Linked DNA regions of Mus musculus: all the other regions are linked to region 3. Evidence: chromatin loops called from intact Hi-C (ENCODE). Cell type or tissue: left cerebral cortex. All regions are shown on one strand. Region 1 overlaps Fxn (frataxin). Region 2 has its middle 9.2 kb from the start of Gm41823. Region 3 overlaps Fam189a2 (family with sequence similarity 189, member A2).

The links. Hi-C counts contacts between places; a loop is a spot of excess contacts. Peaks named below come from ENCODE experiments on the same cell type or tissue, not always from the same donor. Only the 100,000 strongest peaks of a DNase experiment are listed, where the experiment ranks them.
Region 1: a loop joins it to region 3, with 3 times the contacts of the local background. A loop is called at or near these places in 3 of 42 quality-filtered maps.
Region 2: a loop joins it to region 3, with 2.3 times the contacts of the local background. A loop is called at or near these places in 2 of 42 quality-filtered maps.

The regions. Positions count from the first base shown.
Region 1 is chr19:24,261,178-24,269,177 of GRCm38, reverse strand. It overlaps Fxn (frataxin), which reads left to right. Exons shown (of 5, transcript NM_008044.3): 4 at 1,779-1,876; 5 at 7,125-8,000. The coding sequence ends at 7,275. Among named protein-coding and RNA genes, the nearest start is that of Fxn, 15 kb to the left of the region's middle. In left cerebral cortex, CTCF peaks have their summits at 2,579 (motif pointing left), 3,789 (motif pointing left) and 3,992 (motif pointing right); DNase peaks (open chromatin) are centred at 439, 3,992 and 6,193; H3K27ac peaks cover 248 bases.
Region 2 is chr19:24,052,377-24,060,376 of GRCm38, reverse strand. No RefSeq gene overlaps it. Among named protein-coding and RNA genes, the nearest start is that of Gm41823, 9.2 kb to the right of the region's middle. In left cerebral cortex, a CTCF peak has its summit at 3,312 (motif pointing right); DNase peaks (open chromatin) are centred at 1,353, 5,349 and 5,811.
Region 3 is chr19:23,977,066-23,985,065 of GRCm38, reverse strand. Fam189a2 (family with sequence similarity 189, member A2) reads left to right here. Exons shown (of 11, transcript NM_001114174.1): 6 at 224-357; 7 at 5,351-5,480; 8 at 5,598-5,676; 9 at 6,952-7,104. Among named protein-coding and RNA genes, the nearest start is that of Fam189a2, 50 kb to the left of the region's middle. In left cerebral cortex, no CTCF peak of the experiment used is centred here; a DNase peak (open chromatin) is centred at 4,285.

The DNA of each region.
Region 1 (8,000 bases), 280 kb before region 3:
CAGGCTGGCCTCAACTAGGATGTAGCCAAGGATGGCCTTGAGTTTCTGATCTTCTACCACCTGAGCCCTGGGATTACGAAGCCTGACCCCTGTGGGGAGGGAACCCAGAGCCTTGTGTGTCATAGGCAAGGATTCTCCCAGGGGAGCCTCAGCATCAGACCTATCTCTTCCTTGGCAAACAGAGGCACAAATATTACAAGGTTGTTACCTTCCTGAATTACCTAATGAAACCCTATCTCAGAGAGAGAGAGAGAGAGAGAGAGAGAGAGAGAGAGAGAGAAGAGAGCACTACTGTCCCCTCCCGTGTCTATTGGTTACATTATTATCCATCCCAGCCTCTAGTTTATATAAATGGTTGGCTGTGTTTCTAAGAGTGTGCTGTGAGAATCCGTCCAAGTCTCCTGATTGGATTGGCCCTCTGCAGAGTGCACAGAAAGGCGGGGGTGCATCTGGGCAACAAGAGGCTCCCACCTGCTTTCCAGAAGCAATACCCGGCCCCTTTAAAGTGTGCTTAGTGCCTAGCCTTTGTTTCATATTCTGCATTCTAAGGAGACTAAAGCCCTCAGAGTGAAGGGCTCCTTTGTGGGGTGCTTTCAAATTTAAATGTTCATTTATTGGGTAAAAATGGACTGGCCAGTCTTTTGAGAGTGCAAGGCTTTTTAGAGGGAACTAAAGCTGTATGGAGTCTGGAGCACTCGCTGGATGTCTGGGAAGGGTCTGGAACTAACACAGGTAGGCCTGGGCCGCTCCGTCCGCTCTTCTAAGACAAACGAGAAAGGGCATGGATTACTTTCTTCTCCTTTTCTGTTTTGCGTTCTGTGGTGCAGCCTGCTGGCCTCAAACTCACCATCCCCCACCTTAGCCTCCCAAATCCTGACCTTACAGATTTTGCCACCACAATCACTTTCTTTCCGTGTTTTCGTGATGGACTCAGGTCTGACACTTGGACAGACGCTGTTAGAGTTTAGTCTGCGTTAGTACGTGTTGCGGTTGGCTAGCGGTCCTGTTTACCATGGCTGAGATCTCAGGCAAGACTTAACTTGTCTTGGCGACCACACAGGCAGAGAGAAAGCGCTATGAGCTTCAGGCATTCATCGTATGCTATTACGATTCATTCACTCGTGGTGGCTGCAGAGATGGCTCCGTGGTTAAACGCTTGCTACTTTATCATGAGAACCAGAGCCTGGATCCCAGCAGCCATATCACATCAGGTGGCTTATAGATGCCTGTAACTCCGGCCCTGCAGCTGTCCTGTGTGTCTCTGGCCTCTAAGGGCATTCATGCACATACACGTGAACAGAAACACGTGCATAAATAAACGTAAAACAAACCTCTGACCCTAAGAGTAACGTTCTTACCATACAAGCTCCTGTTTTTGAGCATTAAAGTTTGTTTGGTTTTGGTGCCAAGAATTGAACATGGGGTTTCCCAAAGCCAGAACACACTGCCAGTGGGCTGTATCCCCAGCCCCCTTTTCTTAATGGTGTCTGTTATATCCTTGGATACATGAAAGGCATTGAGATATGAGCATGTATATGAACGCGAGTGTGTATGTGCATACGTGTGTGTGTGTGTGTGTGTTTGTGTGTGTGTGTGTTTGTGTATCCAAACATAGGAGCTTGTATGGTAAAAACATTACTCTCAGGGTCAGAATGGGTCAGAAACGTATTTTATTTTTATTTATGTTTATATATTTACGTGTGTGTGTGTGTGTGTGTGTGTGTATCACAGTACTAACTAATCTATTTTTTCACACTTCCTGCCACCTGACCCCCTAGGATGGCGTGCTCACCATTAAGCTGGGCGGGGATCTAGGGACCTACGTGATCAACAAGCAGACCCCAAACAAGCAAATCTGGCTGTCTTCTCCTTCCAGGTATGTTCAGAAGTCAAAATCCATAAGGGGTAAACTCATCTGGAATGCGGTGTTGGGGACCGTTTGAGAGGGAGTCAGTCACTGGCTTTGCCGTGACTTTACGGCTGTCTGCCTCGGCAGGGAGGCTGGCTTGTAGTTGAACCCTTCTCCTCATTGATACCCGGGTTGCTATGCAACTCAGGCATCAGGATGTTGACAAGACCTGAAGCAGAAGGAACTGTTCAGAGCCTGGCCCAGACTGGTTTTCTCCAGTATATCATTCCCCAGAAGAGAAAAACCACTGGCTTGCCTTTGAAAATGATACTTTTGCCAGACACAGTCTTAACATAGCTATAGTCCCAGCACTCAAGAAGTAGAGGCAAGAATTCAAGGCCTGCCTTGGCTACATAGCCAGTTCAAAGGCTAGTCTGAGCTATCATGTAAGACCCTATAGCAAAAGCAAATAAGCAAATCTGGTCCATATAGTGCGTTCCAGGATAGCCAGGGCTATCCATAAGCCACTTTTGTTAGGTACAGTGGCACATACCTGCGATTAAAAATAATAATCATTCATTCATTCATTCATTCATTAAAAAGCTACTTTGAGGGAACTAGAGAGATGGCTCAGTTTGCTCTAGAAATCCTGAGTTCATTTCCCAGCAGCTACTTAGTGGCTCACAACCATCTCTGATGGGATCTGATGCCCTCTTCTGGTCTGTCTGAAGAGAGCGATAGTGTACTCACATACATACAATAAATAAATAGATCTTTAAAAAAAAAAAAAGCTACTTTGAAGGCTGAGGGCATATCTCAGTGGGAGAGTGCTTATCCAGTAATCTATAAGCCCTGGATTCAGTTTCCAAAATGGAAAGGTAGGAAGGAGAAAGAGGGAGGAATTTTTTATATTGTAGTATCTGAGAAAACTTGCACTTTGTCCTCAAAGTAAGTTAAACTTTAACTCCTGGCCTACTTTGAAGGTCTCTGTAACTCTGCTGGCAGAGCTGGGCTCTGACTCTGTCACAACGGGACGGGACGGTGATTTTTATCAGCAGCCCCAGGGCCCCCAGCCTCATGCCTGCCTGCCCCGTGGCAATGCCTGCAGTTGAAGGAGCAGCAGGATGCACTGCAGTCAGACCCTGTCTCAGAACTAAGGACTTACTGATAAGTATACAGCTGCTGCCTCAGTGGTCTGGGAACAGCCTAGCGATGCCCACAGGGAGCCTTCACACTAACCTCCCTGAGGCTCAACAGCAGTACTGAAGGAGACATTTTGAAGGAGCCGTGGGAAATCTCAGCTAGAAGCAGTGTGGAATTCTTTGGAAGCCTAATGGTATTGGCAGTTTTTAAAAGGTGCCAAGGTGTGGCTCAGTGGCAAAGAACTTGCCTAGCATGTGAGAGAAGGCCCTGGGTTGGAATACCACCACAACAAACACACAGCAAACAAAATGGTTACCACTCAGGCTGGAGAGATGGCTTAAGAGCCCTTCTGCTCCAGCACAAGGGCTAGAGTTCAAATCCTGGCATCCGTGTCAGGGTAGTCACTTACAAGAAACTCCAAGGAAACTCTTTTTAAACCCGTAATTGGAGCTGGAGAGATGGCTCAGTGGTTAAGAGCACTCACCAACTCCTCTTCCAGAGGACCCAGGTTCAATTCCCAGCACCCACATAGCACCTCACAACTATCTGTAATTCCAGGTCCAGGAGATCTGACACCCTCACACAGATAAATATGCAAACAAAACACCAATGCATATAAAACAAATACATTTAAAACCTGTAATTTTAGGTGCTAGAGAGATGGCTGAGTGGTTAAGAGCGCTGACTGCACTTCCAAAGGTCCTGAGGTCAATCCCCAGCAACCACATGGTGGCCCACGACCATCTATAAAGGGATCTGATGCCCTCCTCTGGTCTGCAGGTATACTTGCAGACAGAGCACTCATATATCAAAACAACATAAAAGCAGTTAATTTAAAAACCAGATTATCTGTTTTAAAAACTAATGTATATGAGAGGCTTGGGGGGGCGTCTCATAAGTAACCCCGCTTCATCACAATTACGTCATAAAGGGGGACGGGCCTTTATATGTCTGTGGGTGTGGATATGGATGTGGTTGAGTGTCCATACCTACAGTAGCCAGCAGAGGGAGCCAGATCTTCTGGAGCTGTAGTCACAAGCAGTTGTAAGCAGCCCAGGGTAGTGAAAGACATCAAACCAGTCCTGCGGAAGAGCAGCAAGCGTCCTTAACCACTGAGCCCTCTCTCCATCACCCCGGAAGTAATATCATATTTATCCAGACTGTCTTTCACAGGGCCATGATTATAACTTCTTATTTCAGAAGAAAACCTTTGAGGTCCTGTGGAGACAGAATTTCCTGGCCCCCTTGCCATAGAATGTGGGGGACGCCTGGGCCCCAGAATCTGGGCGCAGAACCCTGGACAATGTGGAGGGGTCTTGAGTTGTTCCAACTCTACCTGAGAGCAGGGCTGTGGTGCAGGATCAAAGAACATTCTTTGGTTTCTCCTGGTTTTGTTTTGCTTTCATGTGACCGGGGTACTTTGTGTTCAGAGAGGTTTCTGCTCTTGTAACGGAAGCCCTGCCTGTCCATTTGCCCTTTTCTCTGTATGTCCAGCATTTGATTGGCAGTATTAAAAGCCCTCGTGTATCTATACCTACACAAGATACTTCCCATCTCTTCCCTCTACCCTGCCTTCCCACCACACCTCAGTCTCCTCATGGTTTTGTGATGCTGGAGATCTAACAATGCGGTCACCACGCTGGGACCGCTCAAGCACTGTGCTGCTAAGCTGTGTCCCCACTCTTCTAGTGTGGGGTTCTTCGAAAGTTCCCTCGAGTGTTCTCAGTGGTGAACTCTCAGGGTTCATTGTCTGTTACTGTGTCCACTGTTCTCCAGGCCATGAGGAGCTAGAACGTGAGACAAGGGTCTTATACATCTGGAATAACAAATCATGGCCAACACCAGCTACCGATTTGTCCGCAGTACCGTGTATTAGTCAGCTTCACATCGCTACCCTGAATACCTGAGACAAGTTACCGATAAAAGGGAAAGGTTTCTTTATCTCGTGGTTTTCAAGGTTCAGGGTCCAAGACTGAGGAATGCAAGGGACGGCTACTTTAGCCTCTTATACAATGGTGTACCCTGATGGGAGAATGTGTAGGAACAATGTCCCATCTTAGGATGGGAAGCAGAGAAAGATCAGACAGGTCCCCCATTTCCTTTTGTGGACACATCGCAATGACCCCAGGAAGTCACTCCTCTTAAAGGTAGCAAAAGGAGGTAGTATAAAACCGCATCCCAAATGCTTTCTCCTCTCACCTGAAGAGTGGGGTAGATGCAGCAACAGAACGGGAAGGAAGGGGACACACTGATAGAGCTCTCAATTTCACAGCTTTAATTTTCAATAAAGAAAACTACTTTTAGCTAGAAATTATGGAGCAAGCCAGTAATCCCAACACTTGAGCGATAAAGGCAAGAAAATCAAGAGTTCAGGGTTATCCTTGGCTATAGAAGGAATTGGAGGCTAGCTGAGGCTATGGGAGACCCTGTCGAAAGAAGAAAGTTTTGTTTTGTTGGTTTTTTGAGGCAGGGTCTTAACTTGTGTGCTGGCTGGTTTTGTGTGTCAACTTGACACAGGCTGGAGTTATCACAGAGAAAGGAGCCTTCCTTGAGGAAATGCCTCCATGAGATCCAGCTGTGAGGCATTTTCTCAATTAGTGATCAAGGGGGAAGGGCCTAGCCCATTGTGGTTGGTGCCATCCCTGGGATGGTAGTCTTGGGTTCTGTAAGAGAGCAGGCTGAGCAAACCAGGGGAAGCAAGCCAGTAAAGAACATCCCTCCATGGCCTCTGCATCAGCTTCTGCTTCCTGACCTGCTTGAGTTCCAGTCCTGACTTCCTTTGGTGATGAACAGCAGTATGGAAGTGTAAGCTGAATAAACCCTTTCCTCCCCAACTTGCTTTTTGGTCATGATGTTTGTGCAGGAATACAAACCCTCACTAAGACACCTTGGATCCCTGGCTGGCTTGGAATTTGCTGGAGAGACCAAGCCAGCTTCTGTCCACTAATCGCTGGAATTAAAGGCCTGTACCACCATGCCCAGCAAAGTTTTTAATAATAGCACAGGTGGTAGCCAAGGCTGGAAGAGGCAAGGTAGCTGATTAGTAGGTATTAGGGCTTCTTTCAGGGTAATAGGGGTGTTTCGGATGTAGACAGAGTTAGTGGCGACACAGTAGTGTAGGTTGGGCATTGATCAGCACATCCGTGGTACAAAATTAGCATCACTTCCCAAACCTGGCTGTAAGATAGCATCTGTCCTAGGAAAAAAAGCGATGGAATGAATGTGCTGCAGAGAGTTTCACGGGGGCGGGGCTGTGGAGTGTTCCAGAGGACAGACTGCACAGTCAGTCGCCCTCAGGAAGGTGCTGAGGAAAGCAAAGGCTCGCCTCACTGCGTGTCACGCAAAGCCGCACTTGGTCTCTGGGTACCGGCAGCTCTGGATTCCGTTAGCTCTTCACTGAAAGGAGGAGGCATTTGTTTTTGGTTCACGGTGTCAGAGACTTTAGTTGCCGTTGCCTTTGGGCCTACAGTGAGACAGACCATGGCCAGGGAGATTTGATGGAGGGAAACAGGACGGACTCCCCATCGCCCATCCAAGGCACACTGCCAGTGACCTAACACACCACGTCTAGGCCTTACCAGATCAAGTTCCCACCCCCTGCAGTAGGGTCATGAGCTAGATCGTGAGCTTCTAACCACAGCTGCCGTGGGACTTTTAAGATTCAGTCCAGCCAAATGTGGTTGCTGATAATCCCAGCACTTAGGCTGAAACAGAAGAGTGCTACAAATTGAAGGGTAGCCTTGGCTACACAAGTGAGGTCCAGGCTACCTGTCCGGGGATACAGATAGGAATCTATCTTCAAAGACAGATCGATAAGCTGGGCAGTGGTGGCCATACGCTTTTAGTTCCAGCACTCAAGAGGCAGAGACAGGTGGAACTCTGAGTTCAAGACCGCCTAGTCTACAGATACAGTTCAAAGACAGCCAGAGCTACACAGGGAAATCCTATCTTGAAAAACAACACAAAAGTAGATAGATAGATAAATAGATAGATGGATGGATAGATAGATAGATGCATGTATGCATGCATACATACATACATACTCACACACACAGATTGATTTAGTCCAAACACAGTGGCTCTCCTGAAGAGGATCCTCACTAACTTACCATGAATTTGTTTTGTCTCGCAGCGGCCCCAAGCGCTATGACTGGACCGGGAAGAACTGGGTGTACTCTCATGACGGCGTGTCTCTGCATGAGCTGCTGGCCAGGGAGCTGACTAAAGCTTTAAACACCAAACTGGACTTGTCTTCATTGGCCTATTCTGGAAAAGGCACTTGACTGCCAGCCAGATTCCAAGACATTAAACACTGTCAGGTGAAGACCCCCAGCCTCCTCCTGTAGCTGAATGTCTGCCTTCCCATACCTGCTCCTGAAGATAGTCACACCGTGTGTGACAGCTCTGTGAAAAAAGTGTGTTCCCTCCCACCCTGTCCCCGGACCTGGCTCTTCATTTCTACAGACATTTGTTAGGATTATGTCATTTGCTCCCCAACCTGAGACCTCTGGTCTCTTAGAAAGTCTTATATGCTGGGCAGTGGTGGCGCACGCCTTTAATCCCAGCACTCGGGAGGCAGAGGCAGGCGGATTTCTGAGTTCGAGGCCAGCCTGGTCTACAGAGTGAGTTCCAGGACAGCCAGGACTACACAGAGAAACCCTGTCTCGAAAAAAAAAAAAAAAAAAGAAAGAAAGAAAGTCTTACACCACAAGTGTGTCCATGATATAACAGCCTCAAAATGTCTTACACTGTGTGTGCTAATAACCTACACCATGTGTGCTAATAACCTCCTGAAAAGGAAAAAGGCTCAGAGGGAGACATGAGTCGTTCCCACTCTTCCATTGTCTCTGAAAAGATACTCTAAAAGTAACTTCTAAATGTACCCAAGACTCCAAGTATGTACACTTCTGAGTCCTGAGCAGCAAAGAGTCAAAAGAAACCATCTTAAAATGCCCTTTCGTGCTTTGTCACCTACACTCGGTACCCAGGACCTGGTGCTATTAACTCT
Region 2 (8,000 bases), 75 kb before region 3:
AGGGAGCAAGAAGTAAGTAAACAAATGATGTAAAATAAGAAAGAAAATACATTTTTGAATGTTTTGTTAATTTTTATCTTATACATGTTGACTGGTATTTTACCTGCATGCATGTCTGTGTGTAGGGTGTCTAATCCCCTGGAACTGGAATTAGAAACAGATGTGAGCTGCCATATGGTTGGTGAGAACTGAACCTGAATTCTCTAGAAGAGTGGCCAATGCTCTTAATTGCTGAGCCATCTCTCAAGGAATAATAATAAAGAGTAGTATATATTTTAAAAAAAAGATAAAATTCATGACTGATCGAGAAAAAAAATAGACGCCCCCCTGTAATATGAAATGTTAGGACTAATGCAGTAAAATATTGTTTATACAATTGAGAATTGAACCAACACCTTACATGCACAAGGCAAGCTCTCCCACTGCAGTCTCAGTGCTGCAACTGAGGTTGAAAAGTAAGGGAGTCTGGGTTTGCGGAGAGGATTCAGCAGTAAAGAGTATACATTGCTCTTTCAGAGGACCCAGATTCACTCATGGCTCCAGTGCTAGGAGATCCAACACCCTCTCTGGCCTCTGTGGGCACCACACATGTGGCATGCATTCATACACTTAGATAATAAAATAAGCCTTTTTAAAGCATAAAAGTAAAGGAATCCCAACACTAGCTTCACACCAATAAATCTGACAACGAATGTGGTCAAGACTGCCATTTCCCCAAAATCATTCTTTGTGTTTTTCTCAGTGGTGAGACCTCTAATTTGTCATTGGCAGTGGCTGCTTGAATAAAGAGGGGGCTTTCTAGCACCATTGGGGGCTAGAAAGATGGCTCAATGGTTAAGAGCTTTTGCTGCTCTTTGAGAAGACCTGGGTTCAAGTCTTAGCACCCACATGGCAATCTATATAACAACAGTCTATTATTCCAGTCCTGGAGTATCTGATGCCCTCTTCTGTTTGAAGGTGACACGTGCGCACACGTGAACACACACACACACACACACACACACACACACACACACACTGCATAGACATGACGCAGGCAAAACACCCATACTGATGTCTCTTGTACATGGCAATGCCTACATGACGATGCTGTAACCAGTTGGTATCTGCTCTTTGCTTCCCCCTCCGTCCTTTCTTCAATCAGATAGATGGGCTATGGTGATGATGTCTGCATTGGAAGTAGCTGTATACATTAGATCGTGAGGTGGGAGGCACACGCAGAGGGTAATAGGGCAACAAGAGAAAAGAAACTGCATCCCTGACAGCGTTTGAAGCTGTCTAGCAATGCCATATGGGCTGCCTCCAGATGGGTTTTACGTGTCAGCAGCAAGACCCACTGGGAGCTTTTCGGGGCAATGCTATTTTGAGTTCTCTCAGAGGAGTACTCCATGATTGCTTACATGTAGCTTAGCCATGCTTCTGACATTCACTGTGAGAAATTTCTTGGCATCTGATGGGCAATTCTTTGGCGTGCATCTAAGTTACAATTTAGGGGCGCTTAATCCTTTCTTGTACAGTTCTACAAGGAAAATTGTATATAAATAAAGCTAATTTTTTTCCCTAACAGCTAAAACTAGTTTTACTAACATTAATTTTTCTATTTAAATAATCTGTTTTTAGCACCTTTGGAGATACCCCAAAATTATTTTCCATGGCTAAGTATGGAATAATCTTTTTGAGGATCAATCAACACACGTCTGCCCACACAATTCAACCAAAACGGTAAGATGAACATACTTGGCCAGGTTCAGTTGAAGGCAGCAACAGCTATTTCATGACCACCACTGAAGATCAAAGTGCACAGTCTTATAGACTGTTAGACACAGACTAACTTCACAGGTAATAAAATGCTAAGAATCAATGACAGATAAGACTTCAAGCTACTATATTTTAGAGATGATTTGTGATATGAATAGGGCCAAGTCGATGAAGTTGTAAAAAAAAAATCACTGAGAAATGCCTCTGTCTCTAAAATTCTACCAATTCCTTATTAAGTGGCTGTTGGACCCTGGACAAGATCACTGCGTGACAGCATCCTCTCTGTAGTTACCACAGAAGGAGAAACAGTGTCTAAGCCACTGCCTTCGTATCACGTCGGCCTGTCCCTTCTGTAAATAGCCACCTAGGCTGGGAAAGCTCAAAGTCACCCAGACTGTGGCCAGACAGGGAAGACAAGGAAGCTCAGAGAAACCACAGTCGCATTTGTGGCTGGAGTGTTAGGCTGGGAATGAAGAGCATTTACAGCAAGAATCCTACCATCCCAACACAACAACAAAATGTGCCTTCAACAATGGGTCAGAGCCTTTCCAGACAGGACAGGCTTCCCCTTGTCCCACCCCTCTTTCTGTCTTCTCTAGTACACTGGGAATATCAGAATGTCACTGGGGTCATCTGCTGCCCACACTTTATTTTATTTTATTTTATTTTAGTTTATTTTATTTTATTTGAGTGTGTGTGTATGTAGGAGATGACCTTGGATGATTTTCTCAATTGCTTTCCACTGTAGTTTTTGAGACAAGACTTCTCAGTGAGCCTGGGGTCACCAATTTGTGGGGGGCCAGTAAGCCCCAGGGGTCCTCCTGTCTTGACCTCTCTAGTGCTGGGATTACAGGTGTGTGCCTCCTTGCTAGGCTTCTTATAATCAGGTCTGGGGGTCAAGTTCAGGCCTTGATGCTTGTATAGGAGGAACTTCACTAACTGAACCATCTTCCCTACTTTCACACGCACATATTTAATGTAGGCACCGTTTTGGTTACTCACAGTGAAGTTAGATGTGCACACACCATGATTCTTTGCTTCATTTTTTTTTCTCTAGTCTGTAGTGTGCTTCAATTTTATTTTTATTTTTGTAATGTGGCATGTCTTTTGAAAGGCTGCCACATTACCTATTGGTTATTCAACGAGTAAATAACCCACACTAGTATTTGGTCAGGTAGGCATTCACCATGTATGCTACTCCCTAAGAAATGCTTCAGTCATTTCTGTTGTGGACTCTGAGATACACAGAAATGAGGAGATGCAGACTGCAGTCATCTTAAAAGTACTCCAGTGTATGCAGGTAACGAGCTTGCCATGGTCAGGGCTATGCAGGTGGAGTTCCATATGTAACTATTTTCTCTGCCTTTGTGGATGTAAATACATTCTCTCTTTTTTTGTGTGTGTTGTATATTTTTTGAGACAGAATTTTCCTTATGAAAAAATAATTTCAAAGATTTCATTGAAGTTTTTGAATATTTTTCATGTGTACATGAGTGGTTTTGCCTGCTTGTCTGCGCACCATGTGCATGCAGTGCCTATGGAAGCCAGAAGGGGGTGCTGGATCTCTTGGAATTGTAGTTACATACAATTGTGAGCCTCCATATGACTGCTGGGAACCAAACCAGGGTCCTTTGCAAGAGGCATTTCTGCAACCTCAGAAAAGTGGTTTTGATATGTATTTTTAAAGTTTGTCTAAGGGAGCTTGGTGTGGTGGCACATACCTTTTACTCCCAGTACTAGGGAGAGAGGCAGTTGTGAGTTTGAGGCCAGCCTCTACATAGTGAGTTTCAGGACAGTATGGCTACATACTAAGACCTTGTCAAAGGTCTAGAAAGAATGCTTTTTGATATGTGTCTCTGAAATTGAAGCCATACCTTCAGGTAGAAATACAGTTTAGCTTTCTTAAAGATCTATCTATTTATATGTATATGAATGTTTTCCTGCCTGTATGTATATGTACCCGTGTGTGCCTGGTGCCTGCAAAGGTTAGAAGACAGTGCTGGATCCCCTGAAACTGGAGAGAACTGAGCCATGGCTTTTTGTAAGAGTAGCAAGTGCTTTGAACTGCTGAGCCATCTTGCCAGACCTTGTACTTTATTCTTAAATCCGTGATTCACAATACCTTAAAGATCCAAATAACCCAAATGTTCACCAACAGATCAAAGGCTGAACTTTATGGCATTATTAGTTTACTACCACAAAAAACCACTTTCTAGATCTTAAAGAAAATGATATGGGGAGAATGAGGGGAGGAGAAAACTGAGCATGCGTGCAAAACCACATCTGCATGTGGTCATGAAAAAAACACAGTCTACACAGAGATCTTCACGGGTGACTGTCATGTCCCTAACTGGGTCTCTAGCTCACTCTCCTGCCCACTTTCCTTACTCAAAGGCCCTGGGTTTCTAAGACAGTAGCTGAGGCTACCCACCCAGCCTTGTAGTCAGAACCAAGAAACAGGGCATGTTAGTCAGCTTTCTGTCTCTGAGACAATCGCCTGAGAGGAAGAATTTAAAAAGAGGAAACCACATGGCTCCTGGTTTCATAAGTTTTAGCCCACGGTCCAGTGTCGGCATTTGGGCCTGGTAAAGCAGAGCATCTTAGTGGTGAGTGTGAAGGAGAAGAACAGAGCTGCTCAAGGCAGCCAGGAAGCCAAGAGTCGGGAAATCTATATGTGAGTCTTATTTATTTATTTATTTTAGTCCTTGTTAGTTTTATTGTCACAGTTTGACACAAACTAGAGTCACTCACTTGAGAAACTTTGCCCATATCAGTTTGGCCTGTGGGGATGTCTGTGGGACATCTTCTGGATTGCTAATTGATACGGGAAGGACCAGCCCACTGTGGGCAGCACCATTCCTAGGCAGAAGGGTCTGGGATATCTCAGAAAGGTAGCTAAAACTGAGCCTGGTAGTAAGCCAGAAAGCAGCCTTCCTCTGAGGTTTCTGCTTGAATTCTTGCTCTCAGGTACCTGCTTGAGCTCCTGCCTTGGTTTCTCTCACTGACTCTGTCACCTGAACGCTGAAATGGACCCTTTCCTCCCCAAGGTGTTTTTGGTCATTTTTTTTCACAGCAACAGAAAGCAAACTTGGACAGAGGGTAACACTCCATATTCAAACCATAACACAGACTGGTTCTTCCCTATCCCTTTGTAGTGGTCCTGGGGTAGCTCAGAGGCTTAACTCAGGCTTCTAGCCCTCCTCCACCCATACCATTCTCACACAAGGCCCTTCCCTTTTGTTTCTCTGAGGAGAAACCTGAGGCCCAGAAGTGGCCCATCCCATGTGACCAAGTGAAAAAGAAAGGAAGAAGACCTGATGACCCTTCACACACTGCCTTCAGACCTCTGACATCTTCTACTGGGTCATGAGACCTTCACGGATGCACAGTTTTCCCAGAGCACCCAGAACCACCCAGAAGTCTGTTTCCCCCTGGGAACTCTCTGAGCATGCTCTCACGGTGCTCAGGAGAGGCTCTTTATGACACATCATTTGGAAGACATCCAGGAGTGGGAATAAATCCATCAGAGGTTAAAAATATCACTGGTCATTTAGAAACACATTCTTCACTCAACAGAGCAGATGGGAGTTTGTAAACACAGCCATGTAAAGACAAGGGAAGGCCAGAGTAGAAACAGAAAGTGGGATAAGAGTATTCTAAAACAAGCTGCTTGTGCCATTTCCCCAATTGAGCTGTTTGTCAAGTTGTTTTTAGCCTTTGAATATATTCAAATGGGGCAGATGTGGGAGAATTAAAAAAACATGATGCTGTCAGAGTAAAGAAAGTCTGATGTAGGAGAAGGTGAAGTGATTGTGTGTGTGTGTGTGTGTGTGTGTGTGTGTGTGTGAGAGAGAGAGAGAGAGAGAGAGAGAGAGAGAGAGAGATTGAGAGAGACCCGGGAGCATACAACAAACGCCATAAGACCCTGTGTTCTTTGCTGGTGTTTGCTGTGTTCATTCTGAGCTTCTAGGCAGTCAAGGTGGGTGACAGCATGGAGAGCAACCATCAAGGTCGAAATAAATCCAAGGGAAGCAGAATTTCTGGAATTTCCCGTTACTCTCAGGAGGCCGCTGTGGGTAATAAGGAACTAAGGTCTCATCGGCATCCCTTCAATAAAACAGTGGGCCATTTCCAGGCTCCACCTACTTGCAGCACTTGCTTGTGGGCAAGGAGTGACCCAGAGGCAAAGGTTACCTGGGGCTCTCTGGAAGCCGCTGGAAGAAAGCAGCAGTCCAGACAGGACACTTTTAGAGGACCAGCCCCAATTCCAAGACACCATTTTAGACCACCCAGAGTGCTGCAAGGAGTGGTTTTTTCCTTCCTTTAATTGAAAATAGATTTATTTTTCTCAAATAACACATACTGATTGCAGTTCCCCACCTCTTCTACCCTTCCTAGTTCCTCCCCACCTCCCCTCCCATCCGGATCCACTCCCTTTCTGTTTCTCATTAGAAAACGAACAAGCTTTTAAAGGATAATAGTAAAATAAAATAAAATAAAATAAAATAAAATAAAATAAAATCTAACACATAGGAGGTGGGTAGGACAAACAGAAGGAAAAGAGCCAAAGACACAATAATCAGGGACCCATTTGTTCACACACTCGGGAATCCCATAAAAACACTGCTCTGAAAGCCTTAGTATATGGGCAGAGGTCCTGGGCAGGCTCTGTGCACTCTGCCCCTGACTCGGTAAGTTCCTATGAGTGCGGATCATGTTGGTTTAGAGGGCTTCGATTTCTTGGTGTCCTCCGTCCCCTCCAGCTCTTAAACTCCTTTGACCTCCACTTTCATAGGGTTCCCTGAGATCTGAGGGGAGGGATTTGACAGAGACATCCTACAAGGTCTCTGTGCCTCTGTCTCTCTCTGCATAATGAGTTTATCTCTGAGGCTCTGTGAAGCTGTGCCTTGTTTTTGTTTATGCCCTTCCTCTGCTTCAACTGACCGTGAGTGCCCCAGCTCACTTTCCTGCAGCCTTGGGGACAAGTTCTCTTGAATCTCTGTCTTCAAGCCAGTGGCCATCCTAGAGCTGGTCCTACAGTGCTGCCACCATACTGTGGGTGAGGTAGATGTCCAAAGGCAGCACCCAGGGGATGCTCCAGTTCCTTAGCTCTTGGCAAAAAGATCCATGTCAGGCTCCAATCGACTTCCTCTGCTAAGCTTCAGGTTCCCTTGTGGTCTTCCCTGCAGGGCACATGGCAAATGGGAATATTCTGATCAGGAGCTGGGCAGATAGATTTAGGTTTACAGTAGTGAGCCACCAGGATTGTTCCTCCTGATGCCTTCAGAGGTTTAAAAAAATGTGTGTGTGCGTGTGCACATCCGTGTGTTGATTTGTCTTAATTAATGCTAGGTCAGTAATTGTTCATAAAAGCCCAGTGGAGGGCATTATGTGTTACACTGCACATTTTGTGTGTGTGTGTGTATGTGTGTGTGTGTGTGTGTGTGTGTGTGTGTGTGTGTGTGACAATGGGCTAGATCCTGTGTCCCCATGTGGGCTCTGAGTGGAGGGGTATGATGACTGTTTTCTGGAGCAATCCTGAAGCAAAAGATTCTTTGGGTTCCAGGTAGACCCAGGGTGGAACAGCTTGAAAGATCCTGGTATTGTATCCCAGCCATGCAGAGCTGTAACTTGTACTGAGTTGCATGTGGAACAAAGCTGCCTGTAGGTTTTCTGCACTACTGGAGTGTAAACTACCCTGATGTATAACACAGTGTCTTCGTTACAGTTCCATTGCTTGAACAGACACCATGACCACAGCAGTTCTTATAAAGGACAACATTTAATTGGGGCTGGCTTACTGGTTCTGAGGTTCAGTCTATTATCATCATGGCAGGAAGCATGGCAGTGTCCAGGCAGGGATGGTGTCAGAGGAGCTGAGTGTTCTACAGGAGAAGACTACTGTCTTTCAGGCAGCTAGGAGAAGTGTCACAAAGCTCACCTCCACAGTGATACACTTCCTCCAACAAGAACATACCTACTGCAACAAGACCACACCTCCTAATGTTGACTCTCCCTGGGCCATGCATATTAAAGTCACCACACACCTTCCCTTATGTAGTTCTGGCTGTCCTGGAACTTCTACTTTCCTTGCTGAGATAAAAGGCATGTGCCACCATACCCAGACTATAACATACTCTTAATAACCTGTAAATAATCCATATTTTTAAAGAAGGTGTTAGATGACCTTGAAGTGGAGCTACTTGTTAGCCATCATGTGGGTTCTGGGATTCGAACTTGGA
Region 3 (8,000 bases):
TGTGTGGCATTTCAACCTAGCAGTCCATCCCTACTGTGTGTGGAAGCACTGTGTGGCGTTTCCACCTAGCTGTCCATCCCTACTATGTGTGGAAGCACTGTGTGGCATTTCAACCTAGCAGTCCATCCCTGCTATGTGTGGAAGCACTGTGTGGCATTTCCACCTAGCTTTCCATCCCTACTGTGTGATCCATTGCTTTTCTCCTGTTACGCTGTTTAACCAGGATGAATCCCAGATGTCTGCAGAGGACGTGGAAGAACACGGTCGGATTCCAGACCCAGATGACTTTGTGCCACCAGTGCCTCCTCCTTCTTACTTTGCCACATTTTACTCCTGCACACCTCGGATGAACCGCAGGTATAACTCCTATGTCACGCTGGGGTCTCTGTGGTATGCCCTGCCTTGAGACTTGTGTAGTCTCCAGAACACTCCACCCGAGCTTCCACTTTTCTTTTTAATCCAAAATCCAGGCAGATTGGTCTGTCCGATTAGCTTTCTTTCCCTGTCTTGTTTTTCTCCGATAAACTAGACGACTCCAAAGATAAGTCCCAATCTTGACCTAGAGATAAACTCTTTCAATTTCTTTTAGCTTCCTAGGGAAAACTGACACCCGGTGAGATAACAGCTGTAATTTGACAGCATTGGGGGTTTCTGTTGCCCTGGAAACATGCCCAGTTAGGCAGAATCGATGTTTCATTATAACACCATCAGCTGGTCCCAAGAGCCGTGACATTCTTTGCAGTCACCAAGAAAAAAATTAATTATTAATTGCATCTTTCTGGCTTGGAAAAAAAAATGGACACCATGGTTAATTTTTCTTTTCAAATTCTAGCTCAAAATTTTGACTATTTTCCTTAAATATCAGAAATTATTATTTGTAGAGTGAAGTATGTATTGATCTGGTTGTTAGTAATGCCTAGGATTAAATCTTTAAAGAATGATCTCATTTATTCATTCAGCAAACATTACCAATCTTCTCCTCCTTGCTTGGTGCTGTTCTGGGTTATAGAAATTCAAAATGAATTAGCCCAGCTTCCTCTGTTCCAAGCCATGAGCTCAGTTTAGATCCTAACATGAGAGTTAGAATCACAGCACTCCATGCCCAGAGGTCTCCCAAACCCAGAAGAGCCAACTGGGTCACCCAGTCAGCCCTGGCATCCCTAGAGAAGTGACTTTATGCTGAGTTTAAAGGTTAAACCCCAAAGAGAAAAAAGTCTCTGGTGTCTAAGGGGAGATTAGCATCTTTAGCTTGATATCTGGGGTCAAGCAGTGTAGTTTGGGATATCTGTAGTACGCGTAGAGTCATCAGTCAGATGTGGTCCATGTTTGGGGGCTGTTGGAAAAACACTTTCTAATGTTCATAGTTCAGAACAGCTATGAATGCATTTGGAAGAGGCCCCACCTAAGCTCTGCTCTCGTTCTTTGACTCTTATCCCACCCCTCCTGGAATACCTACCCAGGCAGAGGCAGAGATGGTCAGAAAGCTGGGAGAGGGGCTGTCAGCTGGGTGAACAAATTATCTTGGGACAGCAAGGCTTTTCTTTGTTTGGGGAGCGGTCTGCTGACATTGCAGAACATGGGGCAAGGATGGAGTGATTCTGACCCTTTCAGAAACTGAGAGGAGCAGCGCAGATGCTGAAGAGGGTTGGCGAGAAAGCACGTGTTCCCTGTGGGTAGTCTCTGGGTTTTAAACCCTCTCCCCTACCAGCTGATTCTTCTCCATTACTACTCATAGAGGATCCCAGAGAAAACAACTTTCAAGCCAATAAGAATCCTGTTCATCCCTGTCTTAGTCAGAGTTCTATTGAATCAAAGAGACACCACGGCCATGGCAACTCTTATAATGGAAGGCATTTAACTGAGGCTGGCTTAGAGTTTAGTCCATTGTCATCATGGTGGGAAGCATGATGGCAGGCAGGCAGACATGGTGCTCGAGAAGGAGCTGAGAGTTCCATATCTGAATCTGCAAGTATCAGGAAGGGAGAAAGCTACTGGGCCTCGAAACCTTAAAGCCCACCCCCAGTGACACACCCACTCTATCCCTCCCAAGTAGTGCCACTCCTGATGACTAAGCATTCAGGCATATAAGCCTATGGCAGGCATTCCTCGTTCAACCACCACAGTCTCCATAAGCTTATATATGCCTAGGTGATGTGTGATAAGAAGTAACTTACATGGACTTTCCTTTGGTGCTGTCCATTGAAATGCAGCATCAGTGGTCATCATAATGACATAATGACATCGTAGGAGTCATTCATTTTGTGATCATGCTATGGAAAATGCCATGTTCAATTTCTGGGTTTCCTTCTGGAAGAGATTTTGTGGTAGTTTAGCATCTAAGATGAGAGCCCACTCTCCTGACCTTTTCATCCTTGGAAATCTGATGCTTACCTCCGTGGATGCAAAGATAGCCATGGGTTATTGTGAATGCCACACCTCTGTGGGTGCAAAGATAGCCATGGGTTGGGAATGTCAGGGAGCAGGCAGGCAAGCAGAACTAGCAATAGGCAAGGGATTCAGCTATTCTCTTTCTTTGCTGAAGGGGCAAAGGCAGGGTTTAGAAATGCTAGAAAGATGACTCATGGGTGTTGATTAAAGACTGAAGCCTCACCATATCTGGAGAAAGTTGGCCTCTCTGATTCAGACAGCTGTGATGTTCATTGGTCAGGACTCTCCCACTAAATCTAGGAAGGGTCTAGTCCTTTGGAGTCACTCAGCAGTGGGAGTTTTTAAACAGCATGAGCTAGGTAGGAGAGTTGGAACGAAATCCATGCCTGAGTCCTTGTTCTATGGAGAATATCTACTTAGGGCAGCTTTGACAGGAACCCTCTAGACCAGGGAGAGTGTTTTCATGGGACTTCTTTGTGCACTGGATGCTTGACACTTTACACAGCCACTCTGGGGAACATCCAAAGTCATGTGCCAGTATAAAACCTCGCCTCTATCCTTTCAGGGGAGCATAAATGGGCACAAGAAATAAGATGAGTTTTAAATCCAGTTTCTGCCTCTCCCCTTCAGTCGCTTAGATGCATCTGGCCTTGGGTCTGTCTTTTTATCTGTAAGCTTCCCTCTTTTCTTTTCTTCATATTCTAAGAAGAGAATTTTATTTTATTTTTTTTTAAAGAAGAGACATTGCTATGGGTCATCTAGTACCTACTGAGCACAGGGTTCTCTGTTTTGTTTTACCTTTTGCTTTTTTAATTACTTTAAAATTTCAGTTCTGTGTTTTCTAATGTCTTTTCTTCTTTTTATTATATGCGATAAATACTGGCAGGGAATCTTGTGAGTTTGGTTTTCCTTTTAATTTTTCTGTCAAGGGTCCTACAACCACAGTTAAAACAACAACAACAACAACACAACAACAACAACAACAACAACAATGTGTGTGTGTGTGTGTGTTGTCTCTGGAAACACTATGGCCATCAGACTGTAGATCCTCATGAGCCAAAAAAGAAGTCCTGTTCAATATGACTCAGTAGCCAGTGTTGGTTCAAGTTTAGTTTAAGTTTTTTGGTTTAAGTTTAGCACAATATAGAAAAGTTTTCTGGTGTAACATAATTCTGTGTATACAATAAAGCTTAAGGGATTGAATTGCATTGAAACTCTTAACGTATGTGCCACTTCTTCCATAAAGATGGGTTCTTTTGTTAAAGTTTATTTATGTAGTCTATGCATGTAAGTGCTCTATCTGCGTGTCTGCCTACATGGTAGAAGAGGGCATTGGATTTCATTGTAGATGATTCTGGGATACCATGTGATTACTGGAAATTGAACTCAGAACCTCTGAAAGAACAGGCAGTGCTCTTAACCCATGAGTCATCTCTTTAGCCCTGGAAACTGGGATTTATAGACAGACTACATATGTTATCTTAAGGACTTGGAGGAGGATCAGGTGTGGTCATACAGATAGTGCAGAAGGCATCCAGGCTACTAACCAAATTCATTTCTAGCCTTCTCGGTGGGAAAAACGGGTTCTGCATCAGTTCCTTTGAAGAGACAACCTTTCATGTTTAAAATGTCTGGTTTTCTGGTGCTTATCTGTAAGCACTGGGACATCAAACCCTCTCTAACAACAACAAAAACTATTACTTAAGAAGTACTTGAAAAGGGAAAGCATCTAACGTTGGTTGGGAGAAAGGCAATTTGGAAAGGAGGAGTATAATTGAGTAGTTCTGTGCTAAGGCAGAGACATCATATACTTATGTTGCTGAGTGTGGCAGATGGTACAGTCTCAGGAACCCCACATATCCCGTGGTGGAGCAACAGAAGTGGGTGTGTGTGAAGAACAGAGTAGAAATAGCTGACATCAGCAGGAATGGTTGAGGGAGGAAGAGGAGCCCCAGGAGAAGTTAGCTTTAACCAGGAAAACAGCAGCTGGTTCTTCAGTCCCAGTCACATGACAGAGTAACTGTCAAGTCAGCCTCTCTGCATCTTGGTAATAGCGAGACTCTTTTAAAGTTTCTCTGCTGAAACTATCGGTTAGCTATAGCTTTGTTGTTGGGAGTGAGGTATCAATATTCCAAATGGACGCAGATCTTTTTTGTCAACTCAGCCAGGTTTGTCACATCAAGTTCAGAGAAAAATAGAATGTTAACCCACCTCTTTCTTTGTTCTTACTAGGACTCTTGTTTCTGAATTTTATCCAGTGCCACCCACCTGGCCCAGTGCATCATTAGTCAGGGAGTGACCTGAGGAGCATGTGCGAGTCACTCTATGATCCTTTCTGCTAGCTCCTGTTTTGTCTTGGAGCTGGGGGCAATGCTCACCTTTTGTTTGAAATTAATTTCCCCTTTTAAAAAAAGTTATCCAACAGTGAATTTCTCTCACGAATCAGACGTGAAGGAAACCGAGGCAAGAAGCTTTTTCTGTGAACGACTGCAGGAGGGCACCAAGATTCTCCTTACCCTTAGTTGCCTTGGCTGTTGTTAGCGATATGCTTCAGTGGTATTTTGTATATCCACCTCATTGTGCAACCATCACCTCTAACTCTCTGCAAAGCATTATCCTCTCCCGTAAGCAACTGCCAAGTCCATAAACACTAAGCAACCCCTCCCTAGCCCCTCCCTCAGAGCCTGGCAGCCACCCATGCTCTCCATCCCCATGGACACTGCTGTACTAAAAGGAAAAAAGGGCATTACGTTTTATACACTGTCATTTCTAAAGGACCCCCTGGGTATTTGCCTAAGGATAGCTTGAATAGTTATTCCTCTTTGGCTGAGCTTCTGTGAGTGTCTTTCCTCTAGGTCCAGGCCACTCCCAATTTAAAGGCAAAGGCAGAGGGTCCAGGGTCTGCTGCTGTAGGAGGGCCAGTGTACAGAGCGCACCTCCTGACACCCGGTGCTTTTTCTAGGATGGTTGGTTCTGATGTCATCCCACTGCCCCATATCTATGGAGCACGCATCAAGGGTGTGGAAGTGTTCTGTCCTCTGGACCCCCCACCTCCATACGAAGCTGTAGTGAGCCAGACTGACCAGGAGCAGGTATGCCTACTCCCCAGAGTATATGCTCTAACATAACCTGAAGGGGTTTACGGGGGTCCTCTGAGGATCAAAAACCAAAAACAATGACCCCTCCTTCTCCCTTCCTTTCTGATGCAGGAGTCTTCATTCCAAATGCCAGAAGGACCAGAAACTGCTGCGAGCCCAGCAGAGCCAGTTTGCACGCAGATAACTCAAGGTAACACACACCTTCCCTACGCCAGGCCATAGGTCAATAGAGGAGAACATGGCAGAATGATCTGACTAGTGTTTTGCTGGAGGTAAGGTATTCAAACTCTTAGGGCTTAGAAGTGAGATCTAAAATGTTAACAGGAAAAAAGAAAAAAACACACTGAAATAAAGAGACCTACTTCAAACTTTTTCATGAATGATCAGACTATCCCCAGGAACCCATGGGCTAGAGTGCAGGTTAACTCGTTATTCCCCTGGCTCCCAATCCATTTCCTTGATCTGTTGAAATGAGCAGGATTCCTTCGAACGAACGTGAGTTTCCCAGTGAGTATTCACATTGTCATTTGTAACCAAAGGTTTTAATGCTAGAATTAAGATTTTTTTTTTCAGCCCTGTGGTCCATGCTAGAGTCATTTTACATTTATCCTTGTAATTTAAGGACACTGTTGTTCCCGCTTTCTGTCTTTGGGGAGGTTTTAAATGGCCTAGAGAATTGTCCACTGGTACAAAATTGCAGCTGGCACTAAATAATGGATCGACTTTCCGCCATGTCGGATGGGGGTAGCTTTTCAGCAGTGCTATGTGGGCCATTCTTGAATTCACTTTACATTTGGAAGGGGACAGACTGTGAGCCCCGCCACTGAGCTCCAAGCCCCACCTACCCTAAAAAGGATTATAAAACATTGTTCTCTTCCCTTAAGCACATTTGTTTTTCCACGAGGAATTTTCCAATCAGAAACTCGGCTTTCCAGACGCTGCTGCTACGTTTCCTGGCCAGGGCTCGTCCTATTCCAGTGTCATTTGCAGATTTATTTTGCAGCCACTGAAAGTGTCCCAATGTGGGCACCCCCTGGGCTAGGCAGATGTGCATCTGCTAGCCTTGGCTTGGCAGTTCACAGGATAGCCCTTTGCCCACATAGGTGGCATTTCCCTGAAGAGCCAGATACTGTGAAAAGCTTTGCTACTCTTGGAGGCGGCATCAGGATGTCTAAACAACCCTAGGAAACAAACCAAACTGATGCTATGGCACAGTCTCTTACTTTTGCCCCCTGGGCTTATCATTTTTCTTGTTTGCTTGTTTTAAGTGTGGCAGGGTGATTTGGAGAGGGAGGCTTTGCCATGGTGCTGGGAACTAAAAACTGACTGGGCCACCAGCCTAAGTAAATGTTATTAATTACAGTACTCTTGCCTTGGCAGGTTTGGGCCTACAGGTGTTTCCTGACCAACATTTTGATGGCTACAGCTGTTGAAATACTGTGTTTTTTATTTTATTTTAAATCAGGTGGGGCTCTTACTAACACGACTGGTGAAGAAAACACATCTGGATCAACTCCTATTCTCACTCTGGTTCAGCCTCCGAGAAGCCGGAGAGCTCTCCCCCTTCTGAGGACAAGATCAAAGAGCGACCCTGTGCTTCACCATTCGGAGGAGAGAGGTGATGTCACTCCTCAGGCTCTTGGTAGACCACTGAGATTTTTGGACTGGTGCTAAGTAGTGTTTAAAGCATCGGGTACAATCAGGTGGCTCTGGCCAGCTGAGGGCCCTCCTAGTTAAAGCAATATTTTGAGAGAAGTTGAGAGGCCATGGGAAAATAAGATAGTCTATGTTTATATTGGAAAGATACATGTGGTATTTTTTTTTAATTAAAAACATATATTTATTTATTGTTGTGTTGTGTTGTGGGGGGGTGGGTGGGTACACTACGGTGCATATGTGGAAGTTGGAAGACAAGCTGTTTGGGTCAGTTCTCTTCTTTTAATGTGGGTTCTGGGGACTCTACTCAGGTCGTCCTGTTGGAGGTAAGTGCCTTTACCTGATGAGCCACTTCACTGGCCCTGGCACTGTGTGGCTGGTGGGACTGTTCCTGAAGTCGTGGGTAACCGCATTTGGTTGCCCATGATGCTGTAAGATTATCAGGTGAACTGTCTCCCGATTCTCCAGTTGCTGGCACTTCTCTGAAAACCAGTCAAGGAGTGTATGGTTTTATTCTCTGGCTCTACAATTTTGTATTTGTTATCTTTTTCAGTGTGCTCTAGTAGTCTCAATTATTGGAATCTGACTATGTTTTATTTTTTTTAAACACTTTGGATACAGCGAAACATGTTACTTCATCTCCCTCCCTCATTGTTTTGAGTATAATAACATGGAGCCTCTTTTGAATATATGAATACCTGGACATCTATAAACATCTCTCACTAGAGAAAAGCATATAAAATTGAAGGAAGCAAAGGAATAGAGTAAACAGCTTTTGTAGTTCAACCAGCAGGGGCCTCTGGGGGACTTAGTCTAGTAGTTGTGTTCTGTTCTTCAGAAGCTCTCTGCAGACTAACT